Linked DNA regions of Homo sapiens: region 2 is linked to region 1. A link is a loop called in an ENCODE intact Hi-C map of the cell type or tissue named here. Cell type or tissue: heart left ventricle. All regions are shown on one strand.

Evidence for each region. Peaks named below come from ENCODE experiments on the same cell type or tissue, not always from the same donor. Only the 100,000 strongest peaks of a DNase experiment are listed, where the experiment ranks them.
Region 2: a loop joins it to region 1, with 2.9 times the contacts of the local background. A loop is called at or near these places in 12 of 110 quality-filtered maps.

Annotation. Positions count from the first base shown.
Region 1 is chr15:77,102,916-77,110,915 of GRCh38, reverse strand. It overlaps PEAK1 (pseudopodium enriched atypical kinase 1), which reads left to right. Exons shown (of 10, transcript NM_001385026.1): 10 at 1-2,758. Among named protein-coding and RNA genes, the nearest start is that of TSPAN3, 36 kb to the right of the region's middle. In heart left ventricle, a CTCF peak has its summit at 3,063 (motif pointing left); a DNase peak (open chromatin) is centred at 3,655; H3K27ac peaks cover 1,579 bases.
Region 2 is chr15:77,830,013-77,838,012 of GRCh38, reverse strand. No RefSeq gene overlaps it. Among named protein-coding and RNA genes, the nearest start is that of LINGO1-AS2, 170 kb to the right of the region's middle. In heart left ventricle, no CTCF peak of the experiment used is centred here; no DNase peak of the experiment used is centred here; H3K27me3 peaks cover 1,302 bases.

The DNA.
Region 1 (8,000 bases):
ATAAAGAGGACTAGAACTTCAAGAAGCCTCCTGTGCTGGCTGAGGTGAGCCCTTTTGGTATATGTACACTACTGGGTTGCCTAGAAGCCAATTCATGAAGAATAACAGCAGGATGAGAAAAAGAGTCACTGTAACCTGTGGAACAACAACGTAAGAATCACCAACCCCTAGGCTGAGCTAGAACTGGAAGCCAGGAATATGGCAATGAGTTTCAAGATTTGCCCTCAGAAGATGAACTGGGTGAGGTATGGGTTGAGGTGAGGGCACAAGCACTCATCCTACCTACCCTGCTGCTGTTGAGGAGCTAGAAGTAAAACATATTGGTTAGGATTTTAACAGTTGGAGTAGCCTCCCATTATCAGATTAAGTGGGGGTCACTTTTGCTTCCAAACTCAGAATAAGTTTGTAAACATGGGAAAGTCTAAGCCAAGAGATCTAAAGCTCTAGAAATATTAATGACATTTCTGGGAGTAAAACTACTAAAAATTATATCTTAAAAGTTTCTAGTAGTATGAAGTTCCCAGGCCAGGCGCAGTGGCTCACGCCTGTAATCCCAACACTTTAGGAGGGCGAGGTGGGCAGATCACCTGAGGTCAGGAGTTTGAGACCAGCCTGGCCAACATGGTGAAACTCCATCTCTACTAAAAATACAAAAATTAGCCGGGCATGATGGCAGGCACCTGTAATCTAAGCTACTCGGGAGGCTGAGGCAAGAGAATCTCTTGAACCCAGGAGGCAAAGGTTGCAGTGAGCCAAGATCACGCCATCGCACTCCAGCCTGGGAGATTGAGCAACTTCGTCTCAAAAAAAAGTTTCCAGGAAAGATCTTTGGGTCCTACTAAGCGTCTCAATTTTGAGTTATGAATACTTTGGTTCAGGGAAGTAACCTGACATTTGGTTTTGCTGGAATTAGGGTTTTCGCTAGATTTGACTGCAATTAGGATTTCTTCTAGATTTTACCAGCAGTGATCTGAAAAAGTACAGGCTAGTCACAGAAATAGAGATGGATTTAGGATACTACACTATATTTCAAATGATTCTAGATGTGTAAATATAGTATGAACATTCTTGGAGAGGGGTGAGACAAACTGGACTTGCTGGGCCAACCCTGGCATGTTTTTCATTCTCCTCACTAGTTGACAAGGATTGAAAATTCCGCTCCAGCCTAATGAGTGAACAGGATGGCTGCCCACAAAACCAAGTTATTAGCTTTATGTCATCGAAGCTCATATTCTCAAAGGCCCAAAGTGCTGTGCCGAGACAAATCCAAGTGCTGCTCTTGCTGAAGTGCGCACTGAAGTCCAGCTGTCCGTGCTTACAGCAGTGCCAAAAGTGGGGATTCCATGGACCAAAAACGGTGCCATAAGGGAAGCCAGAAGAGTTGCAGTGCAAGATCCTGGGAGAGATTATACCAAAGAAATCAAGCCTTTTTATCCTGATGCTTCTAAGATGATGAGGGTGAGCTGTGACAGATGCTGTGGGAGGGGAGTTCACATACATTCCATGTCAAGGCATTTAGCTGATAAATCCATCCTCAGAAAAGCACCTTTTTAAAAAGAAGTCCATTTTGTATATTAGAAGATGATGATGATGATGAAGATGAAGAAAGCCCTGGCAGATACAAAGTTCCTCAGTATTTAAGGAGAAGGATCTCTTCCATGTCCCCTTGACATGACTGTGGCTATTGCCCAAACCTCAGCTTGAGAACATCATATAATACTGAGAGCGGAAGATTTTTTTAAAGAGATATGGTAGTTTAAATAGGTTTGTTTAAAGAACTCTTGGGAAATTTCTTAACAAATTGTAATTGTTTTTATAAACCTTCCTACAGAGTTGTGTACCATTCATCATCACCATCATTTAATATCTGTAAGTGCCCAGAAGGTACAAGGTGCTATACAGCCGTTAAACACCCCCTCCCTGCAACTGTTTAAAATTAGAATAGATTTTTGCATCAACCACTGCTAGAAGCTTTCCCCACCTAGGTGGGCTGCAAGGGCCTGCATTCCCAACATCCCATTACATGTTTCCCACTCCAGAAAGTCTCTGGGTTTATTCCAGCTTTTTATCTTGACGTGTCCCATTCACCCCCATGGTTTGGTTTGGTTTGGTTTTGTTTTTTAAATCAAGAAAGTTTCAGGGAATCAAAAGAGGTCGGACATTTTTTAACCTAGCAGAAGTACAGAGTCATATATTTTGCTACGAATATTGTTGTAGTACAGAAAACCCACTTTGCCCGTTAGTGTGTGGATAGTATGTGTGTGTCCGCACTCATGATAACTTGAATGTTGAACCAGACATAGGGTTCATTTTTGAAAGGTTAAACCACACTGTTTCAGGAACTTGCTCCAAATACTACTTGGTTATCCCTTCCTTTACCAGTTAGAACTAAAGAGTGTGATGTATGAACACACTGGGTTGGGATTTTCTGTTGAGGATATGCAGGGCATTTTGGCATGAGGCAAATACAGAAGCAAGATTTCATTCTACTTGGTGATTTGAATCATGACAGTCCTCATTCCAATCTCTCTTTAATTCTCTCTGGCCCTGCCCACACTCTGTATTTGAAAATCTTGTTTTTGCTCTTTCCGGAGCTTCACCCCTCTACTTACATATTGTAAAGTTGTATAAATCTATCATTGAAAGGTCCTCTCTGCCAGCAGTGGTGCCACCCTTTGGTTTGCTGTGGTACTTTGCTGTGTACTCCGTGGCATCATGTTACTGTGTAAATAAATTCATTTTAATACACACTAAAAAACAGACAAATGCTTGTCCTTTTGGCGACTCTTCCACACTGACATGCTGGGGAGGGTTTGGTTGCAGACATGGTTATGTCTTGTCCCCCCAGGGTAGGTGCCCTGTCCATAACACAGGAAATGATGGCTTTCAGCCTGTGTGTCTTCTGCACTCTGGGTCCTCATCCCCTGCTGACATGGATTATATTTCTCTTTATTCCCTGTCTAATCTGAGGAAATCAGGCCCCAAAGAGAAAGCAAAGGCATTCTGCTTTTCCCAGACCTCAGAAGGCTGCAGGTTTGCTGTGTGAGATCGCCCTCTGGTGAGCAGTCACCTGCAGGCTTCCTGGGTTTGTACTGCATGTTGAGAGGCTTGGTTAGCTGGCTCTGGCTGACCCTCTCCGTGGAAATCAGAGCTATTCAGGTAATATGAGCGGGGACAGGGCCTGGTACTGCATCATCTGCAAGATTCGCATGCCTTTGACACAGTGATACACAGGGGCCTCACAAAGGCAGACAAGCTAATGTGTGGACACTTCAGCAGCGCAGAGGAGGCCTCCTGGCTTAAGCAGGAAGAGTCAGCAGTGGTAGCAACAACTGCCGCATTATGAGAGGAGAATAGATGAAAAGGCAAACATGTAGATCCTAAATTTAGAGCAGATTTTAGAGCACCAAACCCTTTACAGTGGACACTGTCTCCAACCCGGTGTCTCTGCTCTTCTCCACTAGCAAGCACTCTGGAATTTGCAGATGCTGTTTTTAAGGCATACCCCAGAAGAGTGGCTGCCAGACTTGAGGTTTATGTTGCTGAGGAGCAACATAACAGAACCCATGTTGGTGTGGACCCAAAAGCTCTCTGTGTGTTGCCTGGGCCCAGGAGGAAGGGTCAACAGCAAGCCTGACCAGACAATCCCCAGGGACACAGGCCCTGCCTGCTGCAGCTGTGTAGCCTGCTTGCTGGAGAAGAGCCTAGAGAACTTCCCTTCTAGTTGTCAGCACAACACACTGGCTTCTGGGGGAAAGGAAGCAAAGAAAAAAGTAGGCAGTTGGGGTTGGGAGGTCACAGAAACAGAGCGTACCAGGACCGGGCTGCTGTGTGAAGCTCTGCTGGCCTGAGTGGTCACCGTGTGTGCCAGGCCAGGTCTCACTAATGCAGGACTCCATAACAACTGATTCAGTACTGACTGAGTGATTAAATTAAATATTAAAAGCTGAAGGGGCCACTGCCCTTATACGAAGGCTGAAGTGTAACAAAAGCTCCACTGGGAGTTTTGCCTAGACCTTTCCTGGGCCTTGAAGCATGACAAAATAGCGAAGGAATTCTTAACAGGACCTGTTTAGGATTAAACAAGTTTATCGGGGGTCTGAAGGAACTCCCCATACCTCCATGATTTAGCAGGAGACAAGATTAAGGGTAATCACCCCAGCACTTGGACCCATTTAGATTAAGTAAACTTACTGAGGCTCCAGAGGAAGGTCTTCAAGACTCAGACCTTAGTTATAGATTGAAAGAAGTTGGCCGGATGTGGTGGCTCACACCTGTAATCCCAGCACTTTGGGAGGCCGAGGTGGGCGGATCACGAGGTCAGGAGATCGAGACCATCCTGGCTAACACGGTGAAACCCTGTCTCTACTAAAAACACAAAAAAGTTAGCCGGGCTTGGTGGTGGGCACCTGTAGTCCCAGCTACTCAGGAGGGTGGGGCAGGAGAATGGCGTGAACCCAGGAGGTGGAGTTTGCAGTGAGCCGAGATTGCTCCACTGCACTGCAGCCTGGGTGACAGAACAAGACTCCATCTCAAAATAAATAAATAAATAAATAGTCACTTATGTCTTTAGATGAATGCACACTTACACGTAGACATATAGCTTAGAAGGTATATAAGATGTGGGAAACCGTAATTTTGAGTTGATCTGGCAATAACTTCGAGGCCTTCTCCCTGTAACTGGTTACAGAAATAAAAACTCCCTTCTCTCCCGGTTCATCTGCATCTCGTTACTGGGCCGCAAAAATAAGCAGCCTGACCCCCAGTTTGGTCCAGAAACACCTGGAGCCCTGAAAGGATACAGGCCAGTGGATGGTGGGACCAGTTCAGGATTGCCCAAGCCAGACTCCAGGTGAGGTGGAACAAGGCCAGAAAAAACACTAAGTTTCTATTCTTCAGTGGGATCACTTTGTCCTTTGGTGTAACTGGAGAGCCTGGAGATAAATTATCCTATTCCCCTTCCCCATCACATCACCCAGCGTGGGATTCATTCCTGAGAATTCCATTAGTGGTCCTCAGTGATGCCATCCTGTCTGACTCTGGGTTGTCCGGAGGTGATGGGCCACTGACAGTTGGATGGGGCCTTTGGCAGCTCCATGCCTGCAGAGTGTTGTCTTTCAACCTAAGCCACAGAGAATCTTGATTTCTTTCCTGCCCGGAGTGAATTGGTGTGGGGAGCTCTCCATTGCCTGGGGTTGTAAGTGTGTACCTTCTGCTCCAGGAACTCTTTGCCTCCTCTCCAAGGCCTAGCAAATTATGCTTCCTTATAAGTGAGTTCGCACTCTCTTCTACAAGGGAAAGAACTTCATTAGTGCCATAGGAGCCAAGAACTGCAGTTGGCAGATCACAAGTTGTTGTTAAGAGCAGCTCAAGGCAATTACAGCTGAAACTTAAAAACTGGATTTCACACTGGGTGGGGGGGTAGGAGGGAATTTGTTGCCAAGATCCAGTTCTCTCAAATTTGCAAACCTCTAAAAGGAAATAGGCTTTTTGGACACAAACTGACTTCCTTGAGATCCCAGATAAACCTCTGTACAGGTATGTGCGCGCACGCGCGCACACACACACACACACACACACACACACACACACACACACCAACTAATGGCTCCCTTGCCCTCTGGGAGCTGCATGGAAGCAACCAGAAAGCTGAGTGATAATGCTGTGAGGGCTTCTGAGGAATCTGCAATTATAAGGACCAGGGTCCTCTAGAGAAGTAACTCTCATGCAGGAAGTGGGGGGTATAGGGACTTGGGTTTTCCCCACCAGGACCACCCAATGCTCACCAGCCCACACTTGAGCTGGAGTCAAAGATAGAGCAAAAAACTCCAAGCCTATGGTTCATCTTTGCCCAGGGTTGGGGGATGGGAGGCAAATTGTACCTCAGGTAAAGAGAATGTGGAGGGATAAAGTCACCAGGCCCCCCAGGGAGGGGCAAAGTTGAATGCCTTGAAGAGCTGAGATGCTCCTCTTCCAGGGTGAAGGAGTCTGTCTCTAGAAAGCCAGCCCTGGGGGTGCTTTCCCATGAACTAGCTTAACAGCTTAATTTTATCTTCACAATCTGGTGAGGTGGTTTCTAGAATTATCCCCATTTTACCCTTGTGAAAACAAGTCAGAGAGGGTTTGTTTGCCCCAGATCCTTAGTAAGGGAACTACGATTTGTCATCCAGCAACCGTACTCCACCTCCCAGCTTCCTGGAGTGAGGGACAGTCCTCCCTCACTCTCTAGCTGTCACCCCAGTATCATCAGTGGCTTCTTGGTGTCCAAAGAAGAAAAATCCAATTGCTGAGTCTGTGTCCTCCACCTCTCATGCTTATTGCTGACCAGATGTTGCAGCAGCTCCACTCTCCAGGCTGGCCTGGGAGACATGCATTGAAATTCTCTGCACCCGCATCGTTCCTGTTCTTTTTCTCTCTGTTCTTCAGGGCCCCATTCAGCCAAGAAGCTTTTGGGATGATAGCCATCTGAAATCACCAACTCACTCCCCAGCTTCAGCTCCTGGCCTGGTGTGTGTGTGTGTCTGTGTGTGTGCACCTCCCTTCTCGTGAGCTCCTCCAGGGAGGCCATGGCTTTAGCTGCTCTGCCTGCTGTCCTTGGTGTCTGACTCAACTAACAGGAAGAGAGGAGGAAGAGAACCACCCCTGGCTGCTCCACTGGGCCAGGCCCTGGTCCAGGCTTTCCCACACATTAACCTCATTTGCTCTCCACTACAGCCATTTTACAGATGAGGAAACTCAGAGTGGGTAAGAAACTTGCCTAAAGCTGCATAGCTGGTAAGTGGTAGAGCTGAGATTCAAACCTAGGCTTGAAGCCAGTTCTCCCCACCACCATACGAGTCTTTGTCTATTGGCTTGTTTTTGTGCCAGCGGATAGGCCCAGGCCTATGGGTGTTTGCTCCAATTGTGACAGACTGGGGTAGCCAAGGAGTGCTTCCTGATGTGGGCAGAGAGTGTGAGTGAGAAGAAAGCGCTGGCTAGGCTGAGCAGTCAGATCTGTAGCTTCCCTGTAGGGCCAGCACCTTTCCCTGTCAGACCTTCACTGAACTCCTATGGGATCGCCAGGCCAACACAAGGCATTAGCACTGGCCGTCTTTGAGACATTTCCTCTCAAGGCCCCTGAGCAGACTTGCCTGTTTGCTCTCCATCTTCCCTACAGAGGGGCCTCCCAGGACTGCTTCTGGAACCACAAAGGCAACTAAGTGGCCAACAGCTGCCACAGAGCAACTGACAACCTTCTTTTCCTTTTTGTCTTTTTCTTTCTTTTTGGTTAATAATCTGCTTTCCATTCACCTACCCCCTCCACTCCCACCCTGTCATGGTAAATCAGGGTTGTAAAGTCCTCAACCCCTAAGAGCTCCATGCTTGAGCAAATATATACAAGACATACGCATATAGCTGTAGGGTTCCACTCTCTTACAAAAATTAGATCTTATTGTGTACAATACTCTGCAAATTGCTTTTCTTACTTAACAATATATATCATTGGCCAGGTGTGGTGGCTCACGCATATAATCCCAGCACTTTGGGAGGATCACTTGAGCTCAAAAGTTAGACCAGCCTGGGCAACATGTTGAAACTCCATCTCTACAAAAAAATACAAAAATTAGCCAGGTGTGGTAGCATACACCTGTGGTCCCAGCTATTCAGGAAGCTGAGGAGGGAGGATCACTCGAGCCCAGGAGGTCGAGGCCACAGTGAGCCGTGAACTGCACTCCAGCCTGGGGAACAAAGTGAGATCCTGTCTCAAAACAAAAACAAAAACAAAAGCAAAAAAATCATGGACAAAGTATTTCTTAAAAGGTAGCTTCTCGCACTAAAAATAATAGCATTACATAACATACATATATACAAATTTTATTATTATTATTTCCACTTCTTCAGGCGTTCAGTCACATAGGGATGACTAAACAACAAAATATGAGAAACTACTGAGAAGTATAAAAGATGCACAGATACAGAGATGAACTATCAGGTTGTCTCAAATTTTAGTGAAATTTGAA
Region 2 (8,000 bases), 730 kb before region 1:
TCTATGAAGCAGAGTTCCAGGGCTGTGCTGCTCACATAGGAAATGCCCCCTGGAGCTGTGCAATGGGGCCTGAGAGCTCTTCAGAGCAGTGGTCTCACAGCTTTACAATGGGCCCGGAAGACCTAGGGAAGCAGACAGCCCCCTCCTAGGATCTGCCTGCTGCATGCGCACCCAGGCCAGGGCAAAACCAGTTTCAGCCGCGTCTAGTGCTCCCACTCCTGGCACCCAGGTCTCTAAGTAATAACCCCAAGCTCACGATGCCTGGACCCTTGACTGAACACATCTGCCCTGATCCGGACTGGGAGCTCTTGAGAGTGGGGCTTGGACCTCTGCTCTTCCCCCTCTTTCTCTGACCAAGCACAGGGCTGGGCACACAGAAAACGGGAATCACGTTGGAAGAAAACTGTGAGATTAAAATACCAAAGTCTGTCATTCCTCTACTGAAGAGACATTTACTTATCAGCCTTTAGCTGTGCCCTGGACCTGACCAGGCTGGCGGAGACATGAGGACGGAGCAGACGGACCCTGTTCTCGAGGGGTCACAGCCTTGTGGGGAGACAGACATGTAAACACACAGTGAGAGTCCAGTGTGACCAGAGCTGGGTGTGCAGGAGGCCTCGGGAGCACAAAGATGAACAAAGAGGGCACCTGAGAGGGCTTCCTAGACAAGGTGATCCTGGGGTTGAAAATTGAAGAGTGGGTGGGGGCTTACCTGGTGGAGGTGGAGGGAAAGGCATCCCAGGCGTATATGCAAAGGCAGGAAGGTAAACAAGAGCCGGGCCCAACACAGGATCTGCAGGCTTGAGTGGTGCAGGGGAAAGAGCCCTGGACAGACCAGTTGGGTCCCAGTCCCATCTGCTTGTAAGTACCTGAGTGACCAAGGACAAATTCTCCCCTGCCTCCCTTTCTCTGGGCCACCGTTTCCTGATATGTGTAGTAGCAACTGGGCTACATCATCCCCAAAGCCCCTCCAGCTTGGAAGCTCTTGGCTTCTCCCAGATGTGGCTGGACCCCTGCCTACCTTCCAGAAACACACCCTCGCCTATGGGTGCTGGGGCCCTCTGGGGAACGTGGATAGGTTGGTTCTGGTTAATCTAGGCTTAACCCTCCGAGTGCCAGAACCTTTCACTTCATTGCAAATAGTTCTCCCCCATGAGCAGACTGAGAGTTTGGGCCCACCTTCCTGGGAATACCAAGGTTGAAATCTGCTGGGAGTGTGGCTGAAACGGGACCCCTCCACTGGATAGTTCTCTGCTCTGGCCTGCCTGGGTGACGGAGGACTTCTGAGCTGGGACTGTCCTCTTTGAAGACAGCCAAGCCCGACCATCTCTCTTAGCATGGGTTTGCTTCTTTGAGCCCACTGGCTTCTCCCTTTTATAAGCATCACCAGCCAATCAGCTCATGCATTCCCTCCCATGAGAGAGAAGTGACCAATCATATTTGGTCTGGTTTCTCCGTTGCTAGGTGCAGGAGGCTGCCTCCTCACTGCTGAGGGGCTTGGATTTTATAAGTCCAATCCTGGGTCTGAGCTGATCCCAAAGGTTGGGGGCTCCAGGAAGATGGATTTAAAATTCCCTGAGCATAGTATCCAGCGGGTTCTGCCAATAGTCGGGGCTGAGGAATTCAGGGAAAGGAGAGAGCAGCTGGCAGTCCTGGAGGGCTTCCAGGAGAGGGCACTGAAGGAGGCGTTTTCAGGCCCTTCCTGGCCCAGCCTGGGCTGTTCTTTTCTCCTTACAGAGGGGCCTCATCAGACCCCTGCCAGCAGGCTCAGCACTCCCATCCTGGCAGCTTCAGGATGCCTCCCTGCCCCGCTGTCAGTCCTGGGACTGTCCTGGGCCCTGGGCTTGAACCTGCTTCAGGACCCTTTCCCCCAGCCCTCACCCCACTGACACCCAGAACTCCTGTAGAGGGTTAGGTATGGGTATTACCCCAAGTGTGAGCCTGGGTCTAGGCACACTTCTATGGCTCCAGAGGTTGGGGATGGAGAAGACCCAAGAAGTGACATGGGAAGATTCAGAAAGAAGGGGAGGGCGTCCCAGGTGGGGAGCCCTGTGTGAGCAAAGGCTTGGAGGCTTATGAGTGTGTTTGTGTGTATATCTGCCTGTTTACGCATGTGTGTGCATGTGCTGGTGTTTCCATACATGCCTTGGGCACGTGTGTGCGTATGTGTAAAACACAGAGAAAGGACATCGGTTCTTTCATGTCTTAGGCTTGTGGATTTCCTCACCTCTCCAGTCTCCCATGACGAGCCTTGTTTTGGGTCCTGAGCCCCAGCTCTCTGTGAGCCTAGGCCCCTGAGCCTAATTCCCATCCCTGCCTACCCCACCAATGGAGCAATTTCTTGATTAAAAAATCAATGAGACTGCACATAACAGAGCCAGCATCACCTCCAAATGGAGAAAAATCCAACTAGTCCATCATCCATTCCCACTACCAAAGCCACTAGCAGCCTACCTACAGCCTAGTTTGGCCCTTTCTGGGGACTGGGGCCCTGCTCCACCACAGAATGTCAATCAAAAGTGTTCACTTGCAGCCCTGGCAGCATAGTGACCCTGTCTCTATAAAAAACAAATGAATTAAGGCTGGGCGCAGTGACTCACGCCTGTAATACTTTGGGAGGCTGAGGTGGGCAAACCACTTCAGGTCAGGAGTTTGAGACCAGCCTGGCCAACATGGTGAAACCCCATCTCTACTAAAAGTATAAAAGCTGGGCATGGTGGCACGCAGCTGTAGTCCCAGCCACTCAGGAGGCTGAGGCAGGAGAATTGCTTGAACCTGGGAGGCAGAGGTTGCAGTGAGCCAAGATTGCACCACTGTACTCCAGCCTGGATAACAGAGCGAGATGCTGTCTCAAAAAAGAAATAAATGAATTATCTGGGAGTGATGGCATACACCTGTAGTCCCAGCTATTCAGGAGGCTGAGGTGGGAGGATCGCTTGGGTCTGTGACGTGGAAGCTGTAGTGAGCCATGGTCGCACCACTACACTCCAGCCTGGGTAAGAGAATGAGACCCTGTTGCAAAAAAAAAAAAATTTTTTAAAGGCCTACTGAGGATGGAGAGTTGAGTAAAATCAGTGCTTCCTCTGCCCCCAGAATCCTGGTGTCTTGCTCTTCACAACAGCCTGGTGTCCTCATCTGTGCTCAGGCCAATTCAGTCTGGTGGAGCACAGGAGGAAAGGGCTTGCCTGTGTTCCCTGGGCTGCAGGAGGGATCAGCTCACTGACTTGGGGCAGCAGAAGGAGGCCTGGGCTGAGGTCAGGGCCCACCCACTTAAGACTCTGTCCCTTCTGAGCCTCAGTTTCTACATCTTTAGAAGGGGACCATGATGCCTGAGGCTCAGATGCGAGTGTATGGAAAGGATGTCTTATTCCGTTTGTGCCACACTAACCAAATGCCTGAGACTGGGTGATTTATAAAGAACAGAAACTCATTTCTTACAGCTCTGGAGGCTGGGAAGTCCAAGATCAAGGTGCTGGCAGTTTTGCTGTCTGGTGAGGGCTGCTCTGTGCTTCCAAGGTGGCGCCTTGAAGGCTGCATCCTCTGATGGGAGGAATGTGATTTCTTTTCATGGTAGAGGAGTAAAAGAGGGTGATCCCACGCCCACAAATACCACAAGCCCCCACTTTTTTTGTTCTTTTGAGACTGAATCTCGCTCTGTTGCCTCGGCTGGAGTGTAGTGGCGCCATGTGGGCTCACTGCAACCTCTGCCTTCCAGGTTCAGGCAATTCTCCTGCCTCAGCCTCCCAAGTAGCTGGAATTACAGGTGTGTGCCACCATGTCCAGCTAATTTTTTGTATTTTTAGTAGAGACAGGGTTTAACTATGTTGACCAGGCTGGTCTCGAACTCCTGACCTCAGGTGATCCACCTGCCTTGGCCTCCCAAAGTGCTGGGATTACAGGCATGAGCCACTGGGCCCAGACAGCCACAAGTCCTTTTTAAAGGCCCTAATCCATTCATGAGGGCAGAGTACTCATGACTTAACCACCTCCCTAAAGGTTCCACCTTTCAATATTGTAGCACTGGGAATTAAGTTTCAGCATAAATTTTGGAGTTGACAGAAATACTCAAACCACAGCAAAGGGGCTCTGGGAACTGGGAAGTGCTGGGCCTGGGTCCAGGCACCCCTCTATGGCTCCGGAGGTTGGGGATGGAGAGGACCCAAGAAGTGACATGGGAAGATTCAGAAAGAAGGGGAGGGTGTCCATGGTGGGGAGCCCTGTGTGAGCAAAGGGCTTACACTGTGCTGATATCCACTGAGCCTGGGTCAATGGGAACATCTAAGGGCAGAAGCAAGATGTTTGGCCCACATGGTACTTTAAAAAAATCGAATTAGTGGCCAACCTTTAAAAAATGGGCATTTTCTGCACAAAGTCTGAATTTTGGCTTCTCTTGAAAAATCGGGAGGCCTGGCAGTCCTGAGACTGTGTGCCCATGTGGGGTGGCACTTCCCTAACCCCCTCAGTGGGCCCACTTCCTCTTAACTGCCTAACTCCTGGGGGATGGGTGACACTTGTGACCCCTGACCCTTTTAGAACATATTAACATTTTCTGATGAATCTTTTTCAGTGGCCCAGTCAAGTGAGTGGCCTGTGGTCAAGTGGGTGGGAAGGAGGGCACAGCTGCCTCCTGGACCCCTCAATGCCCACTCCCTCTCTGTTTCCCACTCTCAGCCCTGGCAGTGTGCTGGGTGCCCGACTCCCTGCCAAGCAGGGAGCAAGGAAGAAGTTGTGCCTTGGGGGGTGACTGCTTTTCCTCTCCAGGAAAATCTAGCACCTTGACCATTACCCACACGGCATTTTCTCTGAAGGCCCAGGGAGCCAGACGGACAGGTTCTCCCAGAGCAGGTGTAAGCAGTGCCAGGCCAGGCATTCCTTTTCCCCTTGACCCCTCAATGTAGGTTTCAGGCAGAGATGCTGTGGCCACCTTGTGGGCTCAACCATTTGGGGCAGGGCTGGCACAGCTGCTCTCATCAGGCTACAAAAGGGCAGACTGGAGTTTCCAGATTCACCCCTTCTCAGCTGTGTGACCTTGGGAAAATGCCTTGACCTCTCTGAGCCTGTTTCCTCATTTGTAAAATCTCTACTTCCACATGCTATCATAAAGATCAAATGGGATCAAAAGTGTGTAAGAGAATGGCCTGGTACAGGTCAGGAACACCGTTGGTACTCTGTTTCTGAAAGGAGGAGTTGAAGGTCCCCAGATCCAGTGGTGGAGCCAGCATAGTTACTGTGCAATGGAGACTGATTAACGAGGTCCTGTGTCCCAGCTGGCTGGGGCTAGATATGACGACAAGAGTGAGGGGCATTTTCCCTGGGCCTTGCCCCTTCTGAGCTGGGGTAGCTGGGAGAATGTGGGGGTGAGGAAGCAAAGAGAAGAGGCATAGTTTCTCCTCTCTCCCTACCCCCCACCTTTGTTGTGGGTGCATAGCCCCTTCCCCATGAGCTGGGCCCCTTTCTTAAATGGGGAGGGCCCCTGCCTTCTTCAACAGCTAGAATGTGGCTGCCTGGTTTCCAACTGGGATGGGGAGCCTGGGGGCCCAGAGAAGTGGAGTGTGGAGGAAACAGCTGGCCTCATAGTCAGTTTGTCATGGAGCTACCTCATGGGGCTGCCCCTCCAGGACCTCACAGTACAGCCTCTCTAGACCTTTACCTAGTTTTAGTTTGAAAGCACAAGAGGGACAAGGATATTCCAGGTCCCCCAAGGCAGGGGGCTTTAGCACAAAGGGGATCTCCGAAAGGAGTTGAAGGCCCTTGAATCCAGTGGTGGAGCCAGCATGTTTACTCTGCAATGGAGACTGATTAATGAGGTCCTGTGTCCCAGCTGGCAGCCTCTAAAGGGAGAGCTTCCTCCCCTTTTCCCAGAACACTGCCATCTGGCCGCCTTTCTAAGATAGCGATGAAGACCACTGCCTTCTTCCTGGGTGTGCTTTCTGGAGCTGCAAGTTGGGGGTGCACAACAGGGTGTGGTTGCTGTCCCAGAAGAGGGGGCTGCCCAGGGCAGATGACAATAGTGGTAGTGACGACAATAGCTGATGACATTTACTCAGCCCCGTGCTAAACACCTCCTGCTGCACTCACCCCAATTCTGCGGTTACAGAACAGCCCATCTCATTAAGGCACCTTCATCACATGGAAATTCAGATGCCAATGGAGCCATCCACAGGGAGGAGAGAGAGGTGCACTGATTTATGAACTTCGCAAAGTGACCCTTCTTGCCGGGGTGGGGGGATCTAAGAAACAGCTCCCCCTGTGTGTTTAGAGTAACAGTCCATGTCCAAAATGTCGATTTTCCTGCCTGGATTTAAAGAACGTGTTTAGAGAACCAGGTCAGCTTTGGGGTCTCCAGACCACTGGCCTACAGCCAGGAGAGGTATTTCAGAACCCTGAAGAGTGCCTCAGACTCCAGGAGGTGGGTGGAATGAGGAGGCTGGTTTTTTAGAACTGGCTGGTGCTGCCGGGCAAGGTGGCTCACACCTGTAATCCCAGCACTTTGGGAGATGGAGGCAGGTGGATCACCTGAGGTCAGGAGTTTGAGACCAGCCTGACCAACATGGAGAAACCCCATCTCTGCTAAAAATACAAAACTAGCTGGGCGTGGTGGCACATGCCTGTAATCCCAGCTACTTGGGAGGCTGAGGCAGGAGAATCACTTGAACCTGGGAGGCAGAAGTTGCCATAAGCTGAGATTGAGCCATTGTACTCCAGCCTGGGCAACAAGAATGAAACTCTGTATCAAAAAAAAGGGAGGGGGTGCTGGGCCCTGAAGGAACATGACTTGCCCAAGTCATTCAGTGGGTCAGCCTCGCTGCCTGGGGCTATATCTCCCCAAGCAAAGGCAAGAGCAGGAGCAGCCCAGCTTGCTGCTCTGTGCCAAGTCTGCAAAGACACAGGTGTCTTATTTTCTGCATTCTAAAAATTGTGAGCAAGTAGTAGCTGTAAGTCAAATCTTATCCCCAACACCATCCTGCATAGCTCTGGGCTTGAGAGCAGCCCTTGGTTGTTTTTATAGGCAGGATGTTGAATGATTATAGTCACAGCCTCTGCAACCTCACTGCCTGAAATTAAACCTGGACTCTGCCACTCAGGCTGTGAGACTTTGGGTGCATTAAGCACTGTATGCCTCAGTTTCCTCATTTATAAAATGGGGATGATACTCACTTCTACATGTTATTGTGAGAATTAAACATATATATATATATAAAACTTAGAGCAGTGGTTGGCATGGACTTATTGCTGTAAAAATGTTATTTTTAACCCCAAGCATTCTGCCTCAGCTCTGATGCATGGCCAGGTTTTTCCCATGGTACCCCTGGTCTTACCTCCAGGGTCAAAGGCTCGGAATAGGCAGATATTCCTTGGGCTCGTAAGCCACTGGAGTGTCTGCAAGGCTGTCTAAGGAAGTATTAGTTTGGGAGATTGGAGGCCCCACTGCCCTGGGCCGGGGAGTCTGGGACCTTGAGATGCTGGACCTTGGCACCAACTTCCCCGTTCTTTCTTCTTTTTCATAGTGGTTCCAAGAATGGTCTTTAGAGCCAGAAAGATCCAGGCTTAAATCTTGGCTCTGAGGTTTACAGGCCATGACCTTGGTGAGTCATAATTAGCCTCCTGGAGTCTCATCTGTGTATGGGTCTAACAGTATCCTTGATGTGGTTGTTTAGAGGATTACAATGAGAAAACGTAGTGCAGGCTGAGCACATGTGCATGCTGTAAGTGCTTCGTAGTGGTGGCTGTCACGTGGTTGTTATCCTGACGTCTCTGTCTCACTTTGGGTCTCTGCCACTCCCCTCTCCCTCCCAGTGGGTGAGGCTCTCCTTCCTTCTTCTTGACTTCCAGGCTTGGAAGCACCAGAGAACTTGGAGGCTTTGGATCTGGCCCACCCAGACTCAAACCTCAGGGAGAGAGGCTTTTAGAAGACAAGATCGGGGGCTGGTCTATTGTGGCTCATTTCCTGTGACCTCACTCCTCTCTGCCTTGTCTTAGTGTCAGTGCTCTGGATTTCT